2 separate regions of the Mus musculus genome follow, and region 2 is linked to region 1. The links are chromatin loops, found by intact Hi-C in ENCODE. Cell type or tissue: left cerebral cortex. All regions are shown on one strand.

What was found. A loop is a pair of places that touch in the nucleus more often than their neighbours do. Peaks named below come from ENCODE experiments on the same cell type or tissue, not always from the same donor. Only the 100,000 strongest peaks of a DNase experiment are listed, where the experiment ranks them.
Region 2: a loop joins it to region 1, with 19 times the contacts of the local background. A loop is called at or near these places in 23 of 42 quality-filtered maps.

What each region holds. Positions count from the first base shown.
Region 1 is chr1:178,152,777-178,160,776 of GRCm38, reverse strand. It overlaps Catspere2 (cation channel sperm associated auxiliary subunit epsilon 2), which reads right to left. Exons shown (of 23, transcript NM_001368822.1): 20 at 6,229-6,315; 21 at 3,976-4,133. Among named protein-coding and RNA genes, the nearest start is that of Desi2, 31 kb to the left of the region's middle. In left cerebral cortex, no CTCF peak of the experiment used is centred here; a DNase peak (open chromatin) is centred at 4,596.
Region 2 is chr1:177,946,707-177,954,706 of GRCm38, reverse strand. It overlaps Catspere1 (cation channel sperm associated auxiliary subunit epsilon 1), which reads right to left. Exons shown (of 22, transcript NM_001368823.1): 19 at 6,387-6,473; 20 at 2,787-2,944. Among named protein-coding and RNA genes, the nearest start is that of Catspere2, 41 kb to the left of the region's middle. In left cerebral cortex, no CTCF peak of the experiment used is centred here; no DNase peak of the experiment used is centred here.

The DNA of each region.
Region 1 (8,000 bases):
TCTCTGTCTGCTAGTCTGTCTGTCTGTCTGTTAAACCCTTTTATATCACTAAAATTATTCTCCTATTTCCTATTTCCAGGCTTATCCAGGGTTGTGGAACATGTAAGAACATGTAAGAACAGGCGATCATAATTTTATTAGCTAACCCCCATAGCACCCATGCCGCCATTGTACCACTGTGGGCATAGCTTGTCAGGCTCACAGTGTTTTAGAGTGCTGCTGACATTGCCACAAGCAGCCTGTATAGCACCTTCCAGTAATATGAAAGTTAATCAATAGGGAGGAAGCTTCCTGGTCAATATCAATTTGATTTCTCTGCGTCCTGTGGCCAAAGTGTGTGGGGTCTTCAGCTTTAGAGTCTAACTATCCAGTTCTTCTGGGTAAAGAAAATCAATGACAATAGGTTGTATTCATTTGGGGTCTCTAGGTTGTCCCTGATCATACAGCTCAAGGAGAGGTATTCAAAACCTAGCACTGGGCTTTTTATTGGGCAAATTATGGCTTCATTAAGGAGCATTATACCCTGAGTAGGGGCATCTTCAACTAAACTCACATATGTTTATAAACATTAACATATATTTATATATAGTGACAATATATTATATAAATTATATACTTTTATATGATTATATAATTTTAATAATTATATATATTTTATATATAACATATATATACGGGTTGGAGAGATGGCTCAGCGGTTAAGAGCACTGAATGTTCTCCCGAAGGTCATGAGTTCAAATCCCAGGAAACACATGGTGGCTTACAACCATCCGTAATGAGATCTGACGCCCTCTACTGGTGTGTCTGAAGATAGCTACAATGTACTTACATATAAATAATAAATATTTATTTTTTAAAACCATATATATATATATATATATATATATATATAAAATTTGTCTATGTGTTCATGAAGTTTCTAAATGGCCTTTTCAAAATCGTCAGTGTTAGTTATTGTTTTCCCCACCTCCTCTGCCTTATCCTTCTGCCCCTTGCCACATTTAAAACTCCTTCTCCTTTCCACCTTTCTCTCACCTGGGTTCTATTATCCCAGCGTCATTAAGACCACCCCTACCCTGCCTCCCACTAGTTGTCCCATTGTACTTTTAGGCCCATGCCACAAGAAGAAATGCTGTCTGGTACTGTAAATCTGGCCAAGAACCTCTGGTAGGGAAACATATCTGTCTCAGGTGTGAACTTATGACTATTATCTTGCTGAACAGACATAGTACTGAATGCCTTCTAAGTTGTATATCTATACCCATAGATTAGTGCAGCACTCAGACCTGAACACAGATGTTTGTGCAGTGGATGACAGTTAATAAAGAAACTTATTGTCACAATGCAGAAAATAACTGTCTGTGGGGTGATCAGCCACAAATAAGACATCTATATCATATTCCTTTCCACCAAATCCAGAGACTGTTGAGGAGGGGAAGAGTCAAAGGACAGGAAGTACTGTCGATGTAACAGGCACGCTATACATACGAACTCACGGCTGCTATGGTTGTCTGCATAAGGTCTGTACAAGATCAAGACAATCAACATTTCATTATGGGGAGAAGAGAAGATCTATGAACAGTTCATGGCTTCTGAGGGAAGGAGAGCCAGTTTCCTTTAATGGTATGGCTCCAGTTGGTTAACTACAGTGGGGTAAATTGACCCACACCCATGAGTATGCAGGTAGCACAAACTGGATTCAGTGGGCCAGCTAAGGAAAAGAAAACAAAGACATGACTGTGGAGCAGGGTTAGAGGAGGAAGCAGGGCTTGGGTCTGGAAGGAATTAGGATGATTATGATCAAAATCCATTGTATGCATGTGTAGTGGCTATTTGTGGTTGCCAACTTGACTATATGTGGAAGGAACTACAGTCCAGAATTTGAAGGCTCACCTGTGATCCTAATCTGGAGGCTGGGAGATATAAGTTTCTGACCTGGATCTTGGCATTGAGATCTTGAGGTTTAGTGGCTATGAATCCCAGAAAACTAAGACAGGAAGATCTCTGAGTTCAAGGTCATCTGGGACAAAGCAAGTCCCAGATCCAGGCATGGTGGCACAGACCTGTAATCGGGGCCACACCTTCTGCTGGAGATCTATATAAGGACATTGGAAGAAGGAAGATTTGCTCTCTTCTTTGCCTGCTTGCCTTGTGAGACTGAACAACTGCTAGATCCTTGGACTTCCATTCACAGCTGCTGCTGCTGCTGACCATTGTTGGGGAGTTGGGCTATACAGACTGTAAGTCATCAACATATCGGCTTACTATATACAGACTGTGACTCTACAGAACCCTGACTAATATAACATGTATGAAATTACTAACAATGAGTAAAAAATATGTTAAAAAGTTTACATGGCCATTTTAATAGTTGAGAATCCTATGTACTGATTGTCCAAATATTAGCTGTCAGCACCCATTACATGGACTGTCTTAGACATGCCATCTCATTGCTGGTCCCCCAGCACCTTCCAGGATGCAGGCTACTTCGTCTGCTTGATCAGCTATTAATCATTTCTCATGGCCTGGATCCCTTGTGGCTTTTACACTTATCCATTTCTCTGGGATTATTTCACTCTTGAAGCCTGATTTCCTTATAGTTTGTTATTTTTGAGAATCTCTTCCAGACTGTTCTTGAACTCCTGGGATCATGAGATCTAGTGGACTCGGGCCCTCAGAGTAGCTGGGATGACTGGCTTGTACTTCCATCAGAATGGTCTGGATTGTCTCCTTACATTGGCAAGAGTCCCTTTGTGCTCTGACATTACATCATGCATTGCTGTGCATCAGTTAAGCTGCCCATCACCTATGAACAGGAGAGGTTCCTTTCCTTAAGGCTTCTCCTTGCTTGTGAGGAAGCATTCTCTTCCCTGTGGGCAGGGCTGGGAGATGTGCAGCTCTCAGAACTCCTTTGGAAGGAAATCCTCTCTGTTGCCCTTCTTAAGAACTTTCAGCCTCCTTGGAAATAAATACACTGGAGGCTTACAGGCATAGGAAAATCATAAATCTCTTAGTTTTGCTTTGGTCTTTCCATTCATCAGTCTGTATCCCAAAACTACCTAAGTCATCAGTGAGCCTTTTAGCATACCAAAAGTCACATCTTCTGGGGGGAGGAGGGTGGCAGTCAGGTAATGTTTGTTTGCCAGGTAATAGAGGGAAGAACTCAGATCTCAAAAGATAATGTCACATTACTAGACTATTACTCAATCCTCCAATATAATCATTACTAATTGTTCCAGTCCACACTGTATTTTATGAATCTGTCTCCCCCAGGGCCAAGCACATGATCTCATGGGCTTTCATTTCCTCTGCTGTCTTATAGAGCTAGGAGGGAACCCAGGGCCCAACACATGATAGGTGTGATGCTTGGTCTTCATTGTCAGGCTGACTTCATTTTGAGTCACCATGGAAACACACCTTCTGGGACTATCTGGGAGGCTGTTTCTAGAAGTGCCTGACTGGGGAAGACCCACATCAAACCCACTCACATGGCTCACACAGTTGCACGGACTGGGTCTGTGACTGGGAAAGAATTGAGCCTGACCGCCATTGCTCTGTGCTTCTGACTGCAGTTCTTCCCTAGCCGCTTCCCTTTCCCCTCACTATGCTTTTTCTACCACAGTAGATTTTACTCACAAGACTTTGAGCCACAATCCATCCCTCACCCATTATGTCCTCTCTTGTCAGATGTTTGGTCATGTCAACAGGAAAAGTAGCCAATATGTATGTCAAGGGGACAAAATACCAGAATGGAATTTCAAACTGAGTGATCCAATTACTAGGTGACATGAGATGTCCTGCTTTTATAGCATGTTTGCTGATTGCTAGAAAATAAAAATGAAACTTATAAATAACAAGAGTAACAAAAATGAGATATTTAGATGGCATCAAATTAAACCAAAAGGCAAAAAAGGCAAAAAAAGAATCATAAGGGGGAAACTATCATCTTATTCTTACTTAAAATGTTATTCTTACCTATAGTTTGGATCCAAGATCTTCAAGCGATACACATACATTCCAGCATACGTCATGGGCCATTTTATGTGGTTTTTATTAGAATAGTTTAGAATCTCATATGGTTGGCCTAGGTCTCCTGGCTTCCCAATAGCATAAGAAAAACAAGGCCTATAGTTCTGAGTACAAGCAAAGACAGAAAAAGGTTATTTCCAGACTTTAATACAATCTGATTCATATGATGTATGAGAAGTCTTGTGTATTTTAATTTTATGTGTATGAGTATTTTTTTTTCTGTATTCAAGTGCACCACCTAAAAACACTACCTGTGCAGGTCAGAAAAGGGCATCAGAACCCCCACGAACTGACATTAACAGGTGCTTTTGAGCTGTCTTGTGGATGCTGGGAGCAAAAACCAGGTCCTCTGTTAAGAGCTGGTGTTCCTATCCGCTAACCATTCTCAACAGCCCCAGATTCTCATACATTCATTTTGGAAACATCCTTAAGAGATGGATGGTTACACCTTTCTACTTGCAGCTGCAGTAGCAGAGAATGCCTGGCAAATCCCCTACCAGCCCTCACCCGTGGTTCAGAGAGGACCTTCTGGGGGATCCCTCACTTAGTCCAAGATATGTGGGTGCAGGAGCTCAGTTTAGTTTTCAGAAGGGATTACAGCTGAGAATGGTGCCCATGTTTCAGTTTGCTATGGATATAGTCATAGTAGCAGGGCAGAGATCCAGCCCTGTGGGTGTACATGTGAGTGAGGAGTGACAAAAGGTTCATGGATTTTCAGTAAACCAACTTGGAAATGTACACTATGGAGGGTGTGGTGGTACACACTTTAATCCCAGCACTTGGGAGGCAGGGGTAGCTATATAAGTTTGAAGTCAGCCCAGTCTATATAATGAGTTCTAAGATACCAAGGGCTATGGAGAGAGACTCCCTCCTGGAAAAAGAAAATCCAAAATATTTTCTGGGTCAACAGTGGGCTATGAGAATTCTTGTTTACTGAGTTGGTTAATACATGGAGCCATGAACTTGATTAAAATAAAAGCAGACATTTGCACTATGCCTGGGAACTGAATATCTGCCCATCACCTGATTTCCTGGTATCACTGTGTTCATTTTCCTAGAGAGACATGGGAATATCTTTGTTCTTTCTAATTTTCTCCTTTGTTATTTTTTAATATGGAGGATGGTATTTAATATGGAGGAGCAATGGTTGCTCCTCTTCCTGTCTTCCATTTGATTCATTCTGTCATAGTATTGGGCTGCCTGGTTATTATTATCTTTTCCCTCTCTTTCTGTATTCTTTTTTTTTTTTCATTTTTAAGCCATCACTTTGTCACCTACCTAGTCTTCAAGAAAACAAATCTCCCCTAGAATCCAGATCTCACTCCATTTCTACTCAAGGAGTGCTTTGTCTAAGATTCTTGTTCACATTCAGAGACTCAAATCCCATCCTGTATCACAGAAAAAATCAGCCAGCCCTGCAGTGCCCACCCACTCCCTATCTATTCCAACACCAACTTCAAGAACCTGCAGAAATGCCACTTTTCCTTTCAGACATTTGTCTCTGACAACTTAGAGTTCCAAGAGCTACTTCTCAGAAGCAGAGCTGGCTCAGGCTGTCCTTCCTTTTCACATGGTAGACCGAGGATTGAGGGCCTGAAATGTTCCTTCCAGAATCTTCGATGGTTGTAAGCTACTTCCATGGTTTCCAAGGTATAGGGCCAAGGCCCAAGTTAAGCAATGTCACCTATATCTGGGGACTTTTAGAAACGTGACTTTAGAAGCTGGTTTGTAACCCAGATGCTTACATAGTTCACACATTGTCCTGGATTTAATCTCTAGTGCTGGGAAAAGAAGGGAATGGAAAGGTGGGGAGGAGAGGAAGGGAAGGGAGAAGAGTGGAGCAGAGTAGTGGGAAAAAGATAAGAGGGGGTGCAAAAAATTTTGGACCTTGCTTCATATTTACTGAATTAGAAATTTGGGTGAGACCAAGTTGCCTAGCTCAGAAGTAGTGTTCAAGTCTCCTAAGCCATTTAAATCAAAGTGTTTGCATCAAGATTTTGTTACTCTGAATGTCAAATTTAATCTTTTTGTTTTTGTTTTGTTTTTTTTTTAAATAGGGTTTTTCTGTATAGCCCTGGCTGTCCTGGAACTCACTTTGTAGACCAGGCTGGCCTCGAACTCAGATATCTGCCTGCCTCTGCCTCTTGAGTGCTGGGATTAAAGGGATGCACCACCACCCGGCTTTAATCCTTTTCTTACCTGAGGCCCCCAGACATCATCCAGTGGGATGCCAGGGTTTTCCTCTATCATCGCGTCCCACGTCTGTGCTTCATTTATACAACCATTCTGCCAAAAGATGGCAACATGCCGTTATGGAGAAGTCTTTGCATTAGCTTATGTTTGAGCATCTAATATATCTTAATGGCACTGGAAAATTTATCTTCCTCAAGAAACCCTTACATTTAAATATAGTGCTTTTCTTTTTCACTACTTAAACCAATACAGTTTTAAACACTGGGGAGGCTCAATTCTGTGGCCTTGATTTTGTTCACACACTGTACCACAGCCACTGCGAGGACCCAGTTGAATAAACCCTCACCTCTGACAACCAACATCCTACTATCTACTGAGACTTTTAACTAACTATATAATATTTACAAGTGAAATAGTTCAGTATTTTGTGTCACCAAACTTGCTTGCCTTTATTTAGTAAAACATCTTCAGGGGCCATCCTTGATCTAGCATTTATGAGAATTTCCTTCCTTTTGACAGCCTGTGTGTGTGTGTGTGTGTGTGTGTGTGTGTGTGTGGTGCGTGTGTGGTGCGTGTGTGTGTGTGTGTGTGTGTGTGTGTGTGTGTGTGGTGCGTGTGTGTGTGTGTGTGTGTGTGTGTGTGGTGCGTGTGTGTGTGTGGTGCGTGCGTGTGCAAGAGCATGCTGCTGGGTGAATGTAGATGCCAGAGGACAGATAACCTGTGGGTTCCATGCTTTTTCCATATGGAATCTGAGGGGATTGATTTCAGGTCCTTCAGGCTTGACAGTTAGATCTCTGTCACCTGATGAGCCATGGTCTGAAACTAAAACTGCTGGATCATATGAGAACTTGTGTAGAATTTTGTGAAGAGTTACTGGACTACCTTCCATAGCACAAATCCATCCTTTTATTTTAATTCCCTTTTAACTTGAAAACAACCAAAACCATGCAAAAAACAAAACAAAACAAAAAAACCCACATTGATGCTAAAACAAACACAATAATGAAAACCTTCCTACTCCTGATTCAAAACATAACCCAGAAAGTCTCCAGGAGCCCTACAAGCCTCTCAAAGTCTCCACAGCTTCCTCATGTAGCCAATAACTGCTGCCCTGGCTTTTCTAGGCTCCATCCCTCACAGATCTTGAGTTCCGCATCAGAATGTGCATCCCTGCACACTGTGGTCTCTGCCCTTAACACCTTCCGATTCATCCACCTTTTCCTGGCTTTCCCACAAGACTCCCCTCTTTCCAGATCCTTACAGCCTTGGCTGTTGTAAGTAGCTCTGTCAATGTGGTATGCAAATCAACCCTGGAGAACTTCCTTTCCACTCTTTTGAGCACGCAGGCATGGAGGATGAGAACTGGAGACTGTGCTTTGAGTCTCTAGTCTGCACCGTACGTTCCCCAGGGTGGAGGTGCCGTGCTCTTTACACCCCAGCAATGTGAGTCTGCTTTTCCCTCCATCACCAACCCGTATTGCCAGTTGTTTATTTTTATTCTTGCCATGCTAGTGTATGTGAAATAGTGTCTCACTGTGGATTTCATTTAGGTTTCCTGAATGTGCTCCAATGTCAACTACACATTTTCTTTAGAGAAATATCCATTCAAGTCCTCCCTCCCCCTTTAATTTGGGCTGTTTTGTTGTTGAATTATGGGAGTTTTCTGAATATGGTGGGCACTCTACTATCAAATATATGACCTTCAAATACTTTGTTCCACTCCATAGGTCATCTTTTTATTTGCATTTTTTGTTTTGTTTTGTTTTTGAGATTTCCTT
Region 2 (8,000 bases), 210 kb after region 1:
TTATGACTATTATCTTGCTGAACATACATAGTACTGAATGCCTTCTAAGTTGTATATCTATACCCATAGATTAGTGCAGCACTCAGACCTGAACACAGATGTTTGTGCAGTGTATGACAGTTAATAAAGAAACTTATTGTCACAATGCAGAAAATAACTGTCTGTGGGGTGATCAGCCACAAATAAGACATCTATATCATATTCCTTTCCACCAAATCCAGAGACTGTTGAGGAGGGAAAGAGTCAAAGCACAGGAAGTACTGTCGATGTAACAGGCACGCTACACATACGAACTCACGGCTGCTATGGTTGCCTGCATAAGGTCTGTACAAGATCAAGCCAATCAACATTTCATTATGGGGAGAAGAGAAGATCTATGAACAGTTCATGGCTTCTGAGGGAAGGAGAGCCAGTTTCCTTTAATGGTATGGCTCCAGTTGGTTAACTACAGTGGGGTAAATTGACCCACATCCATGAGTATGCAGGTAGCACAAACTGGATTCAGTGGGCCAGCTAAGGAAAAGAAAACAAAGACATGACTGTGGAGCAGGGTTAGAGGAGGAAGCGGGGCTTGGGTCTGGAAGGAATTAGGATGATTATGATCAAAATCCATTGTATGCATGTGTAGTGGCTATTTGTGGTTGCGACCTTGACTATATGTGGAAGGAACTACAGTCCAGAATTTGAAGGCTCACCTGTGATCCTAATCTGGAGGCTGGGAGATATAAGTTTCTGACCTGGATCTTGGCATTGAGATCTTGAGGTTGAGTGGCTATGAATCCCAGAAAACTAAGACAGGGAGATCTCTGAGTTCAAGGTCATCTGGGACAAAGCAAGTCCCAGATACAGGCATGGTGGCACAGACCTGTAATCAGGGCCACACCTTCTGCTGGAGACCTATATAAGGACATTGGAAGAAGAAAGATTTGCTCTCTTCTCTGCCTGCTTGCCTTGTGAGACTGAACAACTGCTAGATCCTTGGCCTTCCATTCACAGCTGCTGCTGCTGCTGCTGCTGACCATTGTGGGGGAATTGGACTATACAGACTATAAGCCATCAACATATTGGCTTACTATATAGAGACTACCCATACGTTAAGTGACTCAACAGAACCCCAACTAATACAACATGTATGAAATTACTAACAATGAGTAAAAAATATGTTAAAAAAATTTACACGGCCATTTTAATAGTTGAGAATCCTATGTACTGATTGTCCAAATATTAGCTGTCAGCACCCATTACATGGACTGTCGTAGACATGTCATCTCATTGCTGGTCCCCCAGCACCTTCCAGGATGAAGGCTACTTTGTCTGCTTGATCAGCTATCAGTCATTTCTCATGGCCTGGATCCCTTGTGGCTTTTACACATATCCATTTCTCTGGGATTATTTCACTCTTGAAGCCTGATTTCCTTATAGTTTGTTATTTTTGAGAATCTCTTCCAGACTGTTCTTGAACTCCTGGGATCATGAGATCTAGTGGACTTGGGCCCTCAGAGTAGCTGGGATGACTGGCTTGTACTTCCATCAGAATGGTCTGGATTGTCTCCTTACATTGGCAAGAGTCCCTTTGTGCTCTGACATTACATCATGCATTGCTGTGCATCAGTTAAGCTGCCCATCACCTATGAACAGGAGAGGTTCCTTTCCTTAAGGCTTCTCCTTGCTTTCGAGGAAGCATTCTCTTCCCTGTGAGCAGGGCTGGGAGATGTGCAGCTCTCAGAACTCCTTTGGAAGGAAATCCTCTCTGTTGCCCTTCTTAAGAACTTTCAGCCTCCTTGGAAATAAATACACTGGAGGCTTACAGGCATAGGAAAATCATAAATCTCTTAGTTTTGCTTTGGTCTTTCCATTCATCAGTCTGTATCCCAAAACTACCTAAGTCATCAGTGAGCCTTTTAGCATACCAAAAGTCACATCTTCTGGAAGGAGGAGGGTGGCAGGCAGGTAATATTTGTTTGCCAGGTAATAGAGGGAAGAACTCAAAGCTCAAAAAATAATGTCACATTACTAGACTATTACTCAATCCTCCAATATAATCATTACTAATTGATCTAGTCCACACTGTATTTTATGAATCTGTCTTTCCCAGGGCCATGCACATGGGCTCATGGGCTTTTATTTCCTTTGTTGTCTTATAGAGCTAGGAGGGAACCCAGGGCCCAACACATGATAGGTGTGATGCTTGGTCTTCATTGTTAGGCTGACTTGATTTTGAGTCACCATGGAAATAAACCTTCTGGGACTATCTGGGAGGCTGTTTCTAGAAGTGCCTGACTGAGGAAGACCCACATCAAACCCACCCACATGGCTCACACAGTTGCACAGACTGCAGTTTGTGGCTGGGAAAGAATTGAGCCTGACCGCCATTGCTCTGTGCTTCTGACTGCAGTTCTCCCCTAGCCTTCATTATGCTTTTTCTACCACGGTAGATTTTACTCTCAAGACTTGGAACCACAATCCATCCCATACCCATTATGTTCTTCTTGTCAGATGTTTGGTCATGTCAATAGGCAAAGTAGCCAATATGTATGTCAAGGGGACAAAATACCAGAATGGAATTTCAAACTGAGTGAGTGATCCAATTACTAGGTGACATGAGATGTCCTGCTTTTATAGCATGTTTGCTGATTGCTAGAAAATGAAAAGGAAACTTATAAATAACAAGAGTAACAAAAATGAGATATTTAGATGGCATCAAATTAAACACAAAAGAAAAAAAAGGCAAAAAAAATCATAAGGGGAAACTATAATTTTATTCTTACTTAAAATGTTATTCTTACCTATAGTTTGGATCCAAGATCTTCAAGCGATACACATACATTCCAGCATACGTCATGGGCCATTTTATGTGGTTTTTATTAGAATAGTTTAGAATCTCATATGGTTGGCCTAGGTCTCCTGGCTTCCCAATAGCATAAGAAAAACAAGGCCTATAGTTCTGAGTACAAGCAAAGACAGAAAAAGGTTATTTCTAGACTTTAAAACAATCTTATTCATATGATGTATGAGAAGTCTTGTGTATTTTAATTTTATGTTCATGAGTATTTTTTTTTCTGTATTAAACTGCACCACCTACAAACACTCCCTATGCAGGTCAAAAAAGGGCACCAGAACCCCCACGAACTTAAAATTAACAGGTGCTTTTGAGCTGTCTTGTAGATGCTGGGAGCAAAACCCAGGTCCTCTGTTAAGAGCAGCCAGTGCTCCTATCTGCTAACCATTCTCAACAGCCCCAGATTCTCATACATTCATTTTGGAAACATCCTTAAGAGATGGATGGCTACATCTTTCTACTTGCAGCTGCAATAGCAGAGAATGCCTGGCACATCCCCTACCAGCCCTCACCCGTGGTTCAGAGAGGACCTTCTGGGGGATCCCTCACTTAGTCCAAGGTATTCTTAGCTTGGTGAAAACTGGGATGCTGAGTGTGGGTACAGGAGCTCAGTTTAGTTTTCAGAAGGGATTATAGCTGAGAATGGTGCCCATTTTTCAGTTTGCTATGGATATAGTCATAGTAGCAGGGCAGAGATCCAGCCCATGTACAAGGTGGGTGTAACCCTATGTGGGTAAGACTGTCCCTGGAAAGAAACTACTGGGCTCCTCTAGAGATGGATGGGATTTCTCCCATTTAGAAAGACTGTTACCCACACCTAACCCTAACCTGGCAATTTTCTTTGGGTCTAGGAGTTTGCAGCTCCATCGGACCTGGATCACATGATTATTTCCACAGCATGGAGGCTTCATGCAGCCAAAGTCTGTCTATAGCCATTGAATAGTCCTGGTAGGGATAGGGGCAAGGTTAATGTAAAAGGTAAGTTTAAGTATAAATTAATCGTTAGACTAAGGGTGTGAGTAGGTGTAGGTTGGTGTGAAGTGGTTGGGGTAAGGGTAGGTGTTGGTGCAAGGGTAAAGGTAAAGGTGAATAGGGTCAGGTCAGGAGTAGGGGTAGTGGTATGGTTGGTAAGTGGCACTGGATTTATCTGATGGTATTTACTTCTTGATTTCTTTATTTCCCCTACATGTTGAGGCCTTTTAATGTAGTGCTACCGTGGGTATAGTCCATCTTCAATATACTAGGTAGTGGAGGTAAGTTATGCTCTAATTTCATATGAAGCACGTGTGTTCAACCTAATGAAGTATCACGATCCCTCCTGATGAAATACAAAAATAGCAGTAGGAATCCACATCTCCTACCCTTTCTCACCTCTGTTTACCTCTCGGCCATGGCATATCTGCTCCATTTGCCTAACGGTGTGTGGGTGTACCAGTGAGTGAGGAGTGACAAAAGGCTCATGGATTTTCAGTAAACCAACTTGGAAATGCACACTATGGAGGGTGTCGTGGCACACACTTTAATCCCAGCACTTGGGAGGCAGGGGCAGCTATATCTCTGAGTTTGAAGTCAGCCTATTCTATATAATGGGTTCTAGGATAGCCAGGGCTATAGAGAGAGACCCTCTCCCTGAAAAAGAAAATCCAAAATATTTTCTGGGTCAACACTGGGCTATGAGAATTCTTGTTTACTGAGTTGGTTAACACATGGAGCAATGAACTTGATTAAAATAAAAGCAGACATTTGCACTATGCCTGGGAACTGAATATCTGCCCATCACCACAAAAGAAACCTGTTCATCAGGACTGATTTCTTGGCACTGTGTGCATTTTCCTAGAGAAACATGGAAATATCTTTGTTCTTTCTAATTTTCTCCTTTGTTATTTTTTAATACGGTGAATGATATTCACCAATGGTTGCTCCTCTTTCTAGCTTCCATTTGATGCTTTCGGTCATAGTGTTGGGCTCCCTGGTTATTATTATCTTTTCCCTCTCTCTTCTTTTTTTTTTTTTTATTTTAAGCCCTCACTTTGTCACCTACCTAGTCTCCAAGAAAACAAATCTCCCCTAGAATCCGGAGCTCACTCCATTTCTAGCCGAGGAGTGCTCTGTCTAGGATTCTTGGTCACTTTCAGAGACTCAAATCCCATCCTGTATCAAGAAAAAATCAGCCAGCCCTGCAGTGCCCACCCACTCCCTATCTATTCCAACACCAACTTCAAGAACCTGTAGAAATGCCACTTTTCCTTTCAGACATTTGTCTCTGACGACTTAGAGATCCAAGAGCTACTTCTCAGAAGCACAGCTGGCTCATGTTGTCTTTCCTTTTCACATGGTAGACCGAGGATTGAGGGCCTGAAATGTTCCTTCCAGAATCTTTGCTGGTCATAAGCTACTTTCATGGTTTCCAAAGTACAGGACCAAGGCCCAAGCTAAACAATGTCACCTATATTTGGGGACTTTTAGAAACGTGAGTTTAGGAGCTGGTTTGTAACCCAGATGCTTACATAGCTCACACAATGCCCTGGATTTAATCTCTAGTGCTGGGAAAAGAAGGGAATGGAAAGGTGGGGAGGAGAGGAAGGGAAGGGAAGAGAGTGGAGCAGATGGGTGGGACAGAGACAATGGGGAGGGTGTGAAAAAATTTTGGACCTGAATTAGAAATTTGGGTGAGACCAAGTTGCCTATTCCAGCAAGCTTCCTGCTGCTTTCTGAAGCTTGGAAACCACTGGACTATTTCTTGCTAGTTCAAGCTCATTCCATGATTATTCCCCATCTCATTGCTGGATGTATGTCCTTGCTGAACCACAGTGTCAGTTAGGCCCTCCATAAGATTTGTTGGCCCAACCCAGACCCTTGAGTGCCTTTTAAAAACAACAAAAATAACCAGGAAGGCAAGTTTGGTTTGAACTGAACCCATAACTACATTGATTCCTTATGATTTGAAGTAATAAGTATTACTTATTGGAAGTGATGAGCCACAGTTCACGAAGTATTTCTATAAAGACATTAATTTTCTACAATGAGTTAGGTGCTGGGAATGTAGCATTGAACAGAAGGAACAAAACTACCTTCACCCTTAGAGCTCACTATTTATTAATTTGTTTATTTAAGATTTCATTTTAGATTGAACTCTACGTGTCTTGTGTATACGTATAACCGGAGTAGGCTGGAAGAAGACAGTGGATCCCCTGAAGCTGAAGTTACAGGCAGTTAAGGGTCATGTGGCATGGATTCGGGAACAGAACTCAGACTCTCTGTACGAGCAGTTCGTGCTCTCTCCAGCCCCATGAGACAACTAGTCTTTTAAAAGGCTTGCTTTCCTCATGTTTACATATAGTAATCACTTGATACCATGCAGATTCAGATTTTTAGTGGTATATCTCTTACCAAAGAGTGCCAGAGAGGGAAAACATCAAACAGATTAACGACAAGAAATTTTGAAATAACTCAGAAGTAGTGTTCAATTCCCCTAAGCAATTTAAATCCAAAGTGTTAGCAGCAGGCTTTTGTTAATCTTGAAGGCCAAATTTAATCCTTTTCTTACCTGAGGCCCCCAGACATCATCCAGTGGGATGTCTGGGTTTTCCTCTATCATCGAGTCCCACGTCTGTGCTTCATTTATACAACCATTCTGCCAAAAGATGGCAACATGCCGTTATGGAGAAGTCTTTGCATTAGCTTATGTTGGAGCATCTAATATATCTTAATGGCACTGGAAAATTTATCTTTCTCAAGAAACCCTTTCATTTAAATGCAGTGCTTTGCTTTTTCACCACTTAAACGTAATACAGTTTTAAACACTGAGAAGGCTCAATTTTGTGGCCTTGATTTTGTTCACACACTGTAACCACAGCCACTGCAAGGACCCAGTTGAAGAAACCCTCACCTCTGACAACCAACATCCTACTTTCTACTGAGACTTTTAACTAACTAAATAACATTTACAAGTGAAATAGTTCAGTATTTTGTGCCTGCAAACTAGCTTGCTTTTATTTAGTAAAACATCTTCAGGGGCCATCCTTGATCTAGCATGTATGAGAATTTCCTTCCTTTTGACAGCTTGTGTGTGTGTGTGTGTGTGTGTGTGTGTGTGTGTGTGTGTGTGCGTGTGTGTGTGTATGTGTGTGTGTGTGTGGTGCGTGCATGTGCAAGAGCATGCTGCTGGGTGAATGTAGATGCCATAGGATAGATAACCTGTGGGTTCCATGCTTTTTCCATATGGAATCTGAGGGGATTGATTTCAGGTCCTTCAGGCTGACAGATCTCTGTCACCTGATGAGCCATGGTCTGAAACTAAAACTGCTGGATCATATGAGAATTTATGTAGAATTTTGTGAAGAGTTACCGGACTACCTTCCATAGCACAAATCCATCCTTTTATTTTAATCCCCTTTTAACTTAAAAACAACCAAAACCATGCAGAAAACAAAACAAAACAAAAAAACCACATTGATGCTAAAACAATCACAATAATGAAAACCTTCCTACTCCTGATTCAAAACATAACCCAGAAAGTCTCCAGGAGCCCTACAAGCCTCTCAAAGTCTCCACAGCTTCCTCATGCAACCAATAACTGCTGCCCTGGCTTTTCTAAGCTCCATCCCTCACAGATCTTGAGTTTCGCATCAGAATGTTTGTCCCTGCACACTGTGGTCTCTGCCCTTAACACCTCCCAATTCATCCACCTTTTCATGGCTTTCCCACAAGACTCCCCTCTTTCCTGATCCTTACAGCCTTGGCTGTTGTAAGTAGCTCTGTCAATGTGGTGTGCAAATCAACCCTGGAGAACTTCCTTTCCACTGTTTTGAGCACGCAGGCATGGAGGATGAGAACTGGAGATTGTGCTTTGAGTCTCTAGTCTGCCCAGTACGTTCCCCAGGGTGGAGGTGCGGTGCTCTTTACACCCCAGCAATGTGAGTCTGCCTTTCCCTCCATTACCAACTCGTATTGCCAGTTGTTTATTTTTATTCTTGCCATGCTAGTGTATGTGAAATAGTGTCTCACTGTGGATTTCATTTAGGTTTCCTGAATGTGCTCCAATGTCAACTACACATTTTCTTTAGAGAAATATCCATTCAAGTCCTCCCTCCCCCATTAATTTGGGCTGTTTTGTTGTTGAATTATGGGAGTTTTCTGAATATGGTAGGCACTCTACTAT